Regions from separate parts of the Homo sapiens genome. Here regions 2 and 3 are each linked to region 1. The links are chromatin contacts, found by Hi-C or POLR2A ChIA-PET in ENCODE. All regions are on one chromosome and are shown on one strand. The core of a region is the stretch at or near the end of the contact, and the rest is flanking DNA. Distances in the headings are between cores, read along the strand shown.

Region 1 (3,788 bases), core at 927-3,426:
TAAATCCATTCCTATATTTCCATCTCCCCAAGCTTTCTAACCTCTTCCTCAGAACTCCGCAAGACAGCTGGAGTACCTCTGGCCTTACTGCAGGTCACCATCATGTTCAATTTTTAGGGAGCAATCCCAGCACATCCTGGGACTGGCTCAGATGTCCTTGCTAGTATGTGAAACTCCTCATCGTAGGAGGATGCTCTTATATCAATGAACTCTCACCTACCCAGCCTTAGATGCTACCCTCTCTAGCCCACCTCCCTCAAGATCCACCTGTCTGTACACCTTCTCATTTCCTGCCGGTTCATATTAGCCAGCTCTTGAGGCAATGAAGGGAGCCAGGCATGGGTCCTAAAAAGGACACTCACCATTTTGTGAGGCAACAGCCTCAGGCGAGGTTTTTGAAGGGTCTTTTGGAGAGGAGAGGCTCCTCTCCGCCAGTGTGAGATAGTGAGCTACTTCTGCTAACCTCGACAGTTCAGGAGGGCCCGGGGCCTCAAGATTCTCTGGTTCATCCACTCCAATGCCCCCTTTCTATGTCCCAGAGTGTAACCCTGGGAGACCCATCAAAGTTGTGCAATCATTATCCGTTGTAGCACTGCTGTCCTGGGCCCCAGTTACAGAAGACAAGAGCCCTTTAAAATGCCTCCATGAAGGCATGTCTTAAGACAGCATGCCTTGAGTTGATAGTTGACTAACCTGAGCCTATCATTTTCTTTTTCAAGGTTTCTAATTCTGTTAACAAGACCCAGCCAACTCCACATTCATATAATACACATTGTTACCAGGCTGTTCAAGGACCATTACTATGACATAATACAACGCTTCAGCATTCACCGGCGTCTCACCTTCGTCCATCACTGGGTGAATTCTTAGGGATTAGGATGCTGCTGTAAACCGGTAGTAATTAACCACTTAACACCAGTCACGGGTTCTTATCTGTGATAAGGACTGTTAAAGGACCCTGAAAGTTTCCTTTTTAGGGTCACTTCGGTACAACTGTCTTAGCCTGAGTTTCCTTAACAAGTAGATTCCATGGCTGGGTGCGGTGGCTCACACCTGTAATCCTAGCACTTTGGGAGGCCGAGGCGGGTGGATCACCTGAGGTCAGGTGTTCGAGACCAGCCTGGCCAACAGGGCGAAACCCTGTCTTTACTAAAAATACACAAAAATTAGCCAGGCATGGTGGTGTGTGCCTGTAATCCCAGCTACTCGGGAGGCTGAGGCAAAAGAATCACTTGAACCCAGGAGGTGGAGGTTGCAGTGAGCTGAGATTGTGCCACTGCACTCCAGCCTGGGCGACAGAGCAGGACTCCATCTCAAAAAAAAAAAAAAAAGATTCCATGATAAGGGTTTGTATGCAAGTAATTTATTTTGGGAAGTGATCCAGAAGAATAGGAATGAGGGAGTAGAAGAGTAAAACAGGAGAGAAAGCAATCCAAGGGCCTGCTATTAAGCTGGCCATTATCATGTGCAACTGGGGCTCCATCCCTCTGGGAACGCTCTATGGTCATGTAAATTGTGACCATCTCCCACTGGTCAAGCGTTGCCCCAGGAAATGAAACTCCCTGCCAGGTTTGCACAGCCACTGTGTGACAGTGGCTGAACAGTTCCTATAGCCAGCCAATAGGGCAGGAAGTGAGATCAGTGGAGAAAAATGTGATACAGCTGAGGTAAGCTGCTGCCGGCCTCACCTGCACTTCATTGCTGGTGAAGTTCTTAGTGATTAGGATACTGCTGTAAGCTAGCCCCACCTGTCCCCACTGACACCAGCCACATCAATGGCTAGAGTAAAAAGGTGAGCTGAGCGGATGGAAGATGCCGTACAAGATGTGTCTGATAAGTTGCCTCTCACAGAACATTGCCTGATATTATTCTCTTTGCCCAAACCTTCTATTTCATTTATCCGTCATTCTGATTCGCCTCTGGACACAGTCTCAACAGGGAATCTTCCTCTATCTGTAAAGATTAACCCAACAACACTCTTATTATCTAATAGCACTATTCATCCAGTTCCTCTGCAATTTCCTTTGTGAATTATCAGATGACTCTTTCCTTATGTTGTGTCTTACATTATTTAACTTATAAATTACAGTAAATTGATAACGTTTTCTTAGGTCAGGTCCCCTGAGACAGACTCTGAGACAGATTTGCCTGCTGGAGGTTTACTGGGGTGTGTCTTATGAGTCAGCACTAATGGGCATGGAAGGAGATAGGATTGAAAAGAGGGAAGAGCTGAACTGGGGAGCAGCTGGAACAAAGCCAGGCTGCAGTCAGAGGGGAGCTCTGGATAGCCCATCTTGTCCCACCTTGGTGCAAAGGGGGATGGGCCTTTATACTGCCTCCCTCAGTCAGTGGCTGGAGACTGACCCCAGGCAGGGAATGTCCTTGGGCGAGGGACTGAGAACATTTCCTGGAGAGTGACTCAGCTGAAAGCCCTTCGGCCAACACTTCCGACAGCTGGGGAAATGGTATCTCAGTCCTGCAGGGAAGTTCTGGGCAGTGCATAGTATTAACTACAGTCCACCCTTTTCCGCTGCTTGGATTTTTTTTTTTTTTTGTAAATTAGTCTTTGCAAATAGTTCCTCCAAGATTCTGACTGGTTCTTTTTCTGGGAAATTTAAGGAGAGGATTGGCAGGAAAAACCACAGCTCTGTCACTACAGCAATGGATCCTGAGAGGCCAGCTGATTATCTCACTCTTCTACCCGTTCTAGAGTCCCTTCACCCTTGGCTATCATCTCTGTTGGTTTCGGTGGCTTAGCTGCTGGGGTGACCTAGACCCTCATCTTTGATGGGTCTGAGACCCTGGTTGTCACGTCCTTCTCAGGCTGCAACCATGGCACTTGGCAATTTGCCATCAAAATTGGTAAAGGGAGTACAAGGAGATTCTCCTGGAGATGTCCCGGGTGCCAAATATTATATACCTTTCCTGGCACTATTGTATATCAGCAGTTTTACTTCCTCTTAGTGATCAGAGTCAATGACCCCTGCTGAATCCCCAATATGACACATTCCCAGAATGGTGACTCCTTTTTTCTTGTCTCTTATAACAAGAAACCTAAAGTAATTAGGCAGTAGCTATAAAATTTAATGGGACTGGCCGGGCGCAGTGGGTCACGCTTGTTATCTCAGCACTTTGGGAGGCCGAGGCAGGCAGATCACTTGAGGTTAGGAGCTCGAGACCAGCCTGGCCAACTTGGTGAAACCCCATCTCAACTAAAAACACAAAAAATTAGCTGGGCATGGTGGTGCGCACCTGTAATCCCAGCTACCTGGGAGGCTGAGGCAGGAGAATCGCTTGAACTTGGGAGGTAGAGGTTGCAGTGAGCCCAGATTGTACCACTGCACTCCATCCTGGGCAAAAGAGGGAAACTTTGTCTCAAAAAAAAATTAAGTTAATGGGACTACTGCTGTGTCCCCTAGTGTGTTTTCCTTTAGAATATAAAACCTGTAAACCCACAGAGTACAAAGCTGCAAGGACAGAAATCACACATTCCTAATAGTCACTGACAGTGATGATAAGCACAGCCACTTCTATTTTCACCCTGTTTCCTAGACCCAAGTATTCTTCCCAATGGGGATGCAACACCATAGAGTGGTAGCTGATTTAGGACATGTCCTGCAATCTGGAAAATGATGCCCCAACTTCTTAGGTTGGCATCTCCAAGCGTAAGCTTCTGTGGCTCCCTTACAAAGACCATTTTATCCCCTCAGCAGGCTGGCAGGGTCTGGGTGGTAGAACCAGTTGATCTCCCCACCACGTGTCTACTTTTACTCTCCTTTGCTGTAAAG
Region 2 (4,110 bases), core at 1,259-3,758, 36 kb after region 1:
CCCAGCTATTCAGGAGGCTGAGGCAGGAGAATCGCTTGAACCCGGGAAGCAGAGGTTGCAGGGAGCCGAGATCGCGCCATTGCACTTCAGCATGGGCAAAAAAACCGAAACTCCGTCTCAAAAATAAACAAACAAACAAACAAACAAACAAATAAATAAAGGGATAAGCATCCGAGGGGCTGCAATTCAAGCATGCAGGTGCTGAACGAAAGGACAGATTACTTCTGTTTGAAGGTTTCAAGAAGACTTCTTAGATAGGCATTATTTGAACTAAACCTTGAAGAAAGCAGTGGGGTGCGGTGGAAAGATCCCAGGGGACCAGGAGTCCAGAGATTATCTCTAGGCTCAGTTATGTCCTAATTAACTGTGTGATCTTAGGTAAGTCAGGCTCCAGGCCCCACTGTCTTTATCAATTGGGTAACAGAAGCAAAGAGGAACTAAATGTCCAGGCCGGGAGACCAATAAAAGCAAAAGCACAGGGATAGATTGATAAGTGTAGAGGAAATCAAATAGTCTACTTAATAATGAAGTGTAGCCATAGTACAGCTATCTTATAACTTGTACCTGGGCATTATATAATTCTTGAACAACCCCAAAAACGTGTATATAAAAATGAAAAGTCACCATCACAAAAAACAAAAGCTAGATTTTGGTAATGTCTTGATAGTTTAGATCAGATATGAGAAGCAAAGCAGATAGAATGGAAGTGATTGTATTTGCATTTAAATATGGTTGTGAAGTGGAGCTGGAGAATAACTACTATTTTGGTTCCCTTTGGGAAAAGGCTGTCATTCATGAAATTATGAGCAAGTGCCACACTTCAGGAAACAATAAATAAAATTACAGGACATTTCTGAGGGGGAAGAAAAGCAAGCTAGAATTTGAAGCTGAGAAATCACTATCGAACAGGTGGTTAAAAGGATAAAGCTGACATGAAAAGAGTAAAGCCAAGAACTTGGGAGTTAAAATGAAATGTAGATCGTATGTGGAATGTGGAGCCCCTTGTTAAAAAGCAGACAGAAAAATAGTGCATAAAATACCAGCTCAGCAGGTTTGTCGATCTTTATCTCTGGAGCGAACATGAATATACATAGAGAAATATTTGCATTTTGCAGCTGTACCAAAGCATCTGTCAGTAGCTCCATTATCATTTTCTTGTGTATATATTTTCATATCCACATAGAAACATTTGAGTAGGTAAAAATATATGCTCTGTGTGTTCAAATATACTAAAATATTTACTTAATGGTTAGCATTAAAAGTTCCTAGTAATTGTTTTTCTAACCCCACAGCTTCCTACTAGCTAAGGGCACATTTCTTAGTTCTTCCTTTTTTTCTCTAAAATCCTGAAAATAAGATCCAATATAGCCAGGTGCAGTGGCTCATGCCTGTAATCCCAGCACTTTGGGAGGGTGAGGCGGACGGATCACCTGAGGTCAGGGGTTTGAGACTAGCCTGGCCAACATGGTGAAACTCCATTTCTACTAAAACTGCAAAAATTAGCCAGGCGTGGCGGGTGCCTGTAATTCCAGCTACATGGGAGGCTGAGGCAGGAGAATCGCTTGAACCCGGGAGGCAGAGGTTGCAGTTAGCCGAGATCACGCCACCGCATTCCAGCTTGGGTGACAGAGTGAGACTCTGTCTCAAAAAAAAAAAAAAAAATCCAATATAGCTAAGAGAAGACACATAGCTATTATAAATAGAGATATGTGATCACCTACCCATCCAAGTTTTAAAAATAGTCTTAAGTGCTATTCCCTCGAAGATCTGTAGAATTTGCTTTAAAAATAAATATCGGTTGGGCATGATGGCTCACATCCGTAATCCCAGAACTTTGAGAGGCTGAGGTGGAAGGATGGCTTGAGGTCAGGAGTTCAAGACCAGCCTGGGCAACATAGTAAGACCCGCCCCCCCACCCCATCTCTCCAAAAACATTTTTAAAAAATTGACCAGGCATGCTAGTACATGCCTGTAGTTTCAGCTCCTTGGGAGACTGAGGCAGGCAGATTGCTTGAGCCTGGGATTTCGAGGCTTCAGTGAGTTATGATGGCACCACTGCACCCAGCCTGGGCAACAGAATGAGACTCCATCTCCAAAAATAATAAATAAATAAATAAATAAATAAATAAATAAGTATTCTTTTTTATAGTGCAATGATCTGTGATTTTATATATCTGTGGGTGCAATTGTATCTCTTTATGATTCCTAATATAGTTTATTTGTGCTCTTTTGTTTCTTTATCAGTCTTATTAAAGATTGGGTAATCAAACCGGATTTTTTTCTTAAAACTAACTTTCATTTGTATTTATTTACTCTATTTTATGACTTTGGTTTCTATTTCAGCCTTTTCTGCCCTTATTTTTACTGATGCCTCCTTCTGTTATGGGTCAAATTGTGCCCCCTGCCCAAAGATAGGTTTAAGTTTCAATCTCCAGTACTTCAGAATGTGACTTTATTTGGCAACGGGGTCATTGCAGATGCAATTAGCTAAGTTCAGATGAGGTCATAGTGGAGTAGGGTGGGCCTCTAATCCAACAAGACTGGTGTCCTTAAAAGAAGAGGGAAATATGGACACAGACATAGACACAGAGGAAGATGATGTGAAGACACACAGGGAAAACATCATGTAAAGACAGGCTTGGAGTGGTGCACCTACAAGGTGAGGAACATCTGAAGCTGCCAGAAGTTGTGAGAGAGGCATGGAGTAATTCCTTTCCTAGCACCTTCAGAGGGAGCACGGCCCTGCCTATACTGATAACGATGGTTCAACTTACAATTTTTCAACTATACAATGCTTTAAAAGCAATTCAGTAGAAACTATACTTCAAGTAACCATGCAACTATTCAATTTTTCACTTTCGGTACAGTATTCAATAAATTACACAAGATATTGAAAAATAGGCTTTGTATTAGATGGTTTTGTCCAATGGTAGGCTAATGTATGTGTTCTGAGCACATTTAATTTAGGCTAAGCTAAGCTGTGATGTTTGGTAAGTTAGGTGTATTCAATGCATTTTTTTTTTTTTTTTTTTGAGGTGGCGTTTCACTCCTGTCTCCCAGGCTGGAGTGCAATGGCACAATCTCGGCTCACTGCAACCTCCGCCTCCTGGGTTCACGCTATTCTCATGCCTCAGCCTCCTGAGTAGCTGGGACCACAGGCATGTGTCACCACACCCAGCTGATTTTTGTATTTTTAGTAGAGACGGAGTTTCAACATGTTGACCAGGCTGGTCTCTGGTCTTGAACTCCTGACCTCTGGTGATCTGCCCACTTCGTCTTCCCAAAGTGTTGGGATTACAGGTGTTAGCCACCACGCCTGGACGGATTTGGGGTTTTAAAAAATTCATTCTCACTTGGGAGGCCAAGGCGGGTGAATCACTTGAGGTCAGGAGTTTGAGACCAGCCTGACCAACATAGTGAAACCCTGTCTGTACTGAAAATACAGGTGTGGTGGCGTGTGCCTGTAATCTCAGCTACTTGGGAGGCTGAGGCAGAAGAATCGCTTGATCCTGATGGACTGGAGGTTGCAGTGAGCCTAGATCATGCCATTGCACTCCAACCTGTGTGACAGAGCGAGACTCTGTCTGGAAAAAAAAAATCATTCTGATAATCTCTTTTTGAAAGTCAATGTTTAACACGTTTATGGTTGCTGAGGCTAATGATAATGTTTCAACTTATTTTTAATTTTCTTATTTTTTCATCTTATGTTTATCATTCTTTGCTTATTTTTTCCTTTTTCCTTCCTTCTCTTGTGTTGAAAACATTTTCTATAGTCCTTTTTTCTTCTGCTGTTACTTTAGGAGCCAGACATGGTATCTTATTTATTTTAGTAGTTGTCCTCATAGTGTTAACTTGCATACTTAACAATTCCATATTCTAAGAACATCTAAATTATTAAATATTCCTCTTCTTTTTCCTTTCTAGAGTAGGAGAAGCCTGCCTTGCCTCTGGCTTCAAGTAGTGATAATTCAATTAATATTCAATCAATATTCAATTAATATTTCAATTAATATTTTTGGGGGGGACATAGTCTCACTCTGTTGCCAGGCTTGAGGGCAGTGGCGTGATCTTGAGTTTAAACAATTCTCCTGCCTCAGCCTCTTGAGTAGC
Region 3 (3,700 bases), core at 447-2,946, 58 kb before region 1:
CATGCTAAATGAAATATGCCAGACACAAAATAATATTAAATGATTCCACTTATACAAAATATCTACAATATGTAGAAATTCAGAGAGACAGAAAGTAGATCAGAAGTTACCACAAACTGGGGAAAGGAGAGAATGTAGAGTTGTTGGTTAATGGATACAGAGCTTCTGCTTGAGGTGATGAAAAGGTTTTTGAAATAGTGGTGATGTTATACATTTTGAAATGTAATTGACACCACCAAATAATACACTTTAAAGGGGCTAAAATGGCAAATTTTGTTTTATGTGTGTGTGTGTGTATATATACATATACACACACACACACATATATACATATATATACATATATATACATAATATATACATACATAAATATATACATACACCAAAAGAAAGCAGACTGAGAAAAAGCAGTGTGACTATATACAATGTTTTTTTTTATCTGTCTCAAAAAAAATCTCTCTTTCTCAGTGTAGTAGGTAAAAATTTCACACATATGGCATTTTCCAGAATACCTCCCTCCCCAGAGTCGTGCCACAATTCCAAATTCATATATATTGCCAAGGTACTGAAGACAAGCAACAGTTAAAGCACATCCAAGAAATATACACAAACACATAAAAAATAACAAGTGAAATTATGACAAAATAGTACCAGAAATTCAACCACTATTATAATTGCCCTTACTCAACTTGAGGCATTTTTTTTGTAATAATATCCTCAGGTAAATAGTTTCTTTTACTTTTCATAATTTGGCTAAACATGTATATAAACAAGCTAGTGTCATTAGTATGTTGGTGCTATAACCTAAAAACTCAGAAGAAAATTAAGGAGGGCATGGAAATCCTCCCCCTCTACTCCCTTACCCTAAACCTTGCCCTACGCATCACTTCCATTTGGCTGTCCCAGAGTTTTGTCCTTTATAATCAACTGTTAATATAGATTCATACTTCTCCAGCAAAAACATGCTTCTTTTAAGGAAAAAAGCCATTTGAAGCTATATAACAAAAAGCTTGCTGCATTCTGGCAAATGAAAGCCAAGGACTATCTGGCATAAGCAGATACAGACAGCAGCCGCTCAGTGGCTTATAGGTTTCAGTGACAAAAACTGAGAACTTTACAGAGAAGAAAGCACATGAAATATCTCAAACACTGCCTTTTCACTGAATTATAAAGATAATTCAATATCCATAAAAAAGGAAAATTAATCAAAACTAAGCTGAACAAAACACACTGCTCATCTATAACTTCACCTCAATATGCTAGAATAGAATCATATATAGCTCTTTACATTCTAGAGGCTGGTAACTTTCACAAATGGACAGCTGTAGAGTAGCATAAATAGAAATCAAGTGAAACAGTTAAAGTGAAAGTCATTCTATGAAAGAAGAGTAAATTTGAACTAAACATTTTCTTGGCATTTCTTCATAAAGCTTACTGGATTTTCAAAAGAAATTCAGACTCAAATACAGTTTGAGCCATGTGCAGAGAATTTTGGAAAGAAAATGAAACTTGACTTTTTAACTAATATTTAAGCAGCTTTATGTAAAAATTCTTAGGGTTGACGAACACTAAACAATTAGGGTTTTCAAAAACTGAATTTAATTGTCTGTTAAAAAACTAATGCCCTCTCACAGCAATCATCTTTGTATATCTGAGAACTGAAACATAAATGAGAAACACTGTTGCAAAGGAAATACTTCTACAGCTGGAGGGAAAATTCCTTTGTCATTTCCAAATACTAGTTATATTACATCATCTCCTTTTACTTCTTTTTTTAAATGGAATGGTTTACATGTTTTTTAGTAATACACCTAATTGAAAACAAAATATACTAAACTGTCATAAATATTTCATCCTAACCCTATTTTAAGCTGTAAATATATAATGTTATCTAGATACACTGATTAATATCTGCTTTAAATTCTATTGATTCTCAGCAAAGACATTAAATTTAGAAACTAAAATGATTACAGATTTATTATGTAAATTTTTTATGGCTTTGCTACTATTTTGATGTTTTTCCCTTTAGATAAAATGCAAGATAAATTTTTAGGTATGCAATCATGAACAAAATAAATGACCCACAGTCTGGAAAATAAAAACGACCTTGAGCAACAGAAGTAGTCAACAAACTAAACAGAATGATTTCTCATACAAGGAAGCAAAGTATTACATAATTCAATAATAATTTCTTTTGGGGTGTGTTTTTCAATATGCATCTGAATGTAAAGAGTCATAATGTTAAAGTAAATAAAGACGTCATTCTCGTCCTCTGAAAACCTGACTCAGGAGTAGTTAGAAAGCGGACCAGTTTTCTCAGAGTCCTACAGTTCAGCAATCCCCTGAAACAAACTTCTCTTAACCTTGCCCTAAAACAGACATGTAGGGAAGAGCTGGTCAGTTCTTTAGATTTTCAAGGGATTTTCTCTAGGAGAAGTTGAAATTCATTACAAGAGGAATTTCATTTAATATAAGGCACCTCTCATTATTAAAAAGTCAAAAACAACAGATGTTGCTGTGGATGTGGTGAAAAGCGAACACTTATAGACTGCTACTGGGAACGTAAGTTAGTACAACCTCTATGGAAAACTGTATGGAGATTTTTTAAAGAACTAAAAGTATATCTACCATTTGATCCAGCAATCCCACTGCTGGGTATCTACTCAAAGGAAAATAAGTCATTACATCAAAAACACACCTGCACACATATGTTTATTGCAACACAATTCACAATTGTAAAGATATGGAACCAACCTAAGTGCCCATCAACCAATGTAGGGATAAAGAATATATGGTATATATATACACACATACCATGGAATACTACTCAGCCATAAAAAGAACAAAATAATGTCTTTTGCAACAACTTGGATGGAGCTGGAGGCCATTATTCTAAGTGAAGTAACTCAGGAATGGAAAACCAAATACCGTATGTTCTCACTTATAAGTGGGAGCTAAGCTATGGGTACACAAAGGCAGACAGAGTAGTATAATGGAGGTGGAGACTCAGAAGGGAGAAGGAAGAAAGGGGGTAAGGGATAAAAAACTATATATTGGGTAAAATGTACAGTACTCAGGTGACGAGTGTACTAAAATCTTGGACTTCACCACTATACAATTCATCCATGTAACCAAAAACCTCTTGTACTCCAAAAGCTATGAGAATTTACACACACGCACACACGGCATTTCTTTGCATTTACAAGTATCAACTTGAACATCAGAAGAGCGGGTAAGCGCTGCTAAACCAAAGCTACCTTTGCAGTTGTATAGTTGACACGTATTCTGATGCCTCCTCATAGCACCTGGCAGCTCCTTAGTTTTAAGAAATAATAATCATATCCATCCTTTGCGTCATTTACATCATTTGTGTGATTTGTCTTCACTGCTCTGTTAGTGTTCTTTTGCTGTGTGTTCACAGAAGTATCTGTGTATCACTAACGAATTTAACCTACATAGGTTTTTTAGGAATCAACTAAACTCCTAAGACAAAGACTATAAATTGCCATCATAAGAACAGAGAAATAACTGAAGAAGAAAAAGACTGATCTGCTCAAAGAATATACTCATAAATTCTAACACAAATTTCCCATTCCCTCTATCCAGTTTTGAGCTCCTCGATTACAGGACTTAGAAATACCTCAAAAAGAAAAACACAAGTTTGAAAATAAGATCAGTGAAGTAGGAGTAAAGGATGTAG

Evidence for each region. Hi-C counts contacts between places; a loop is a spot of excess contacts on that map. ChIA-PET counts read pairs that join two places held with the same protein, here RNA polymerase II (POLR2A). Pooled maps may share reads with other maps.
Region 2: a loop to region 1 is called in a map of K562, with 4 times the contacts of the local background. The contact joins the promoter of LINC01641 here to the enhancer-like site in region 1. A Hi-C loop is called at or near these places in 5 of 168 maps with a recorded cell type or tissue (K562, PC-3, breast epithelium and 2 more) and 2 of 50 pooled maps. POLR2A ChIA-PET finds 5 or more read pairs at or near these places in 6 of 52 experiments (BJ, K562, MCF 10A and 3 more).
Region 3: a loop to region 1 is called in a pooled map, with 5 times the contacts of the local background. The contact joins two enhancer-like sites. A Hi-C loop is called at or near these places in 3 of 50 pooled maps. POLR2A ChIA-PET finds 5 or more read pairs at or near these places in 3 of 52 experiments (MCF 10A, activated CD4-positive, alpha-beta T cell and activated CD8-positive, alpha-beta memory T cell).

What each region holds. Positions count from the first base shown.
Region 1 is chr1:227,355,160-227,358,947 of GRCh38, forward strand. No RefSeq gene overlaps it. Among named protein-coding and RNA genes, the nearest start is that of LINC01641, 36 kb to the right of the region's middle. RefSeq lists enhancers at 811-1,496, 1,497-2,180. Within about 2 kb of position 2,177, at least 20 of the 41 ENCODE cell types and tissues checked have a DNase peak (open chromatin) inside an H3K27ac peak, as active enhancers do; they include PC-3, PC-9, endothelial cell of umbilical vein and 1 more, where a contact is called at or near this core.
Region 2 is chr1:227,391,046-227,395,155 of GRCh38, forward strand. It overlaps LINC01641 (long intergenic non-protein coding RNA 1641), which reads left to right and starts at 2,509. Exons shown (of 4, transcript NR_187381.1): 1 at 2,509-2,659.
Region 3 is chr1:227,297,660-227,301,359 of GRCh38, forward strand. The region is part of intron 1 of CDC42BPA (CDC42 binding protein kinase alpha); the gene reads right to left. Among named protein-coding and RNA genes, the nearest start is that of CDC42BPA, 19 kb to the right of the region's middle. Within about 2 kb of position 1,697, at least 2 of the 41 ENCODE cell types and tissues checked have a DNase peak (open chromatin) inside an H3K27ac peak, as active enhancers do.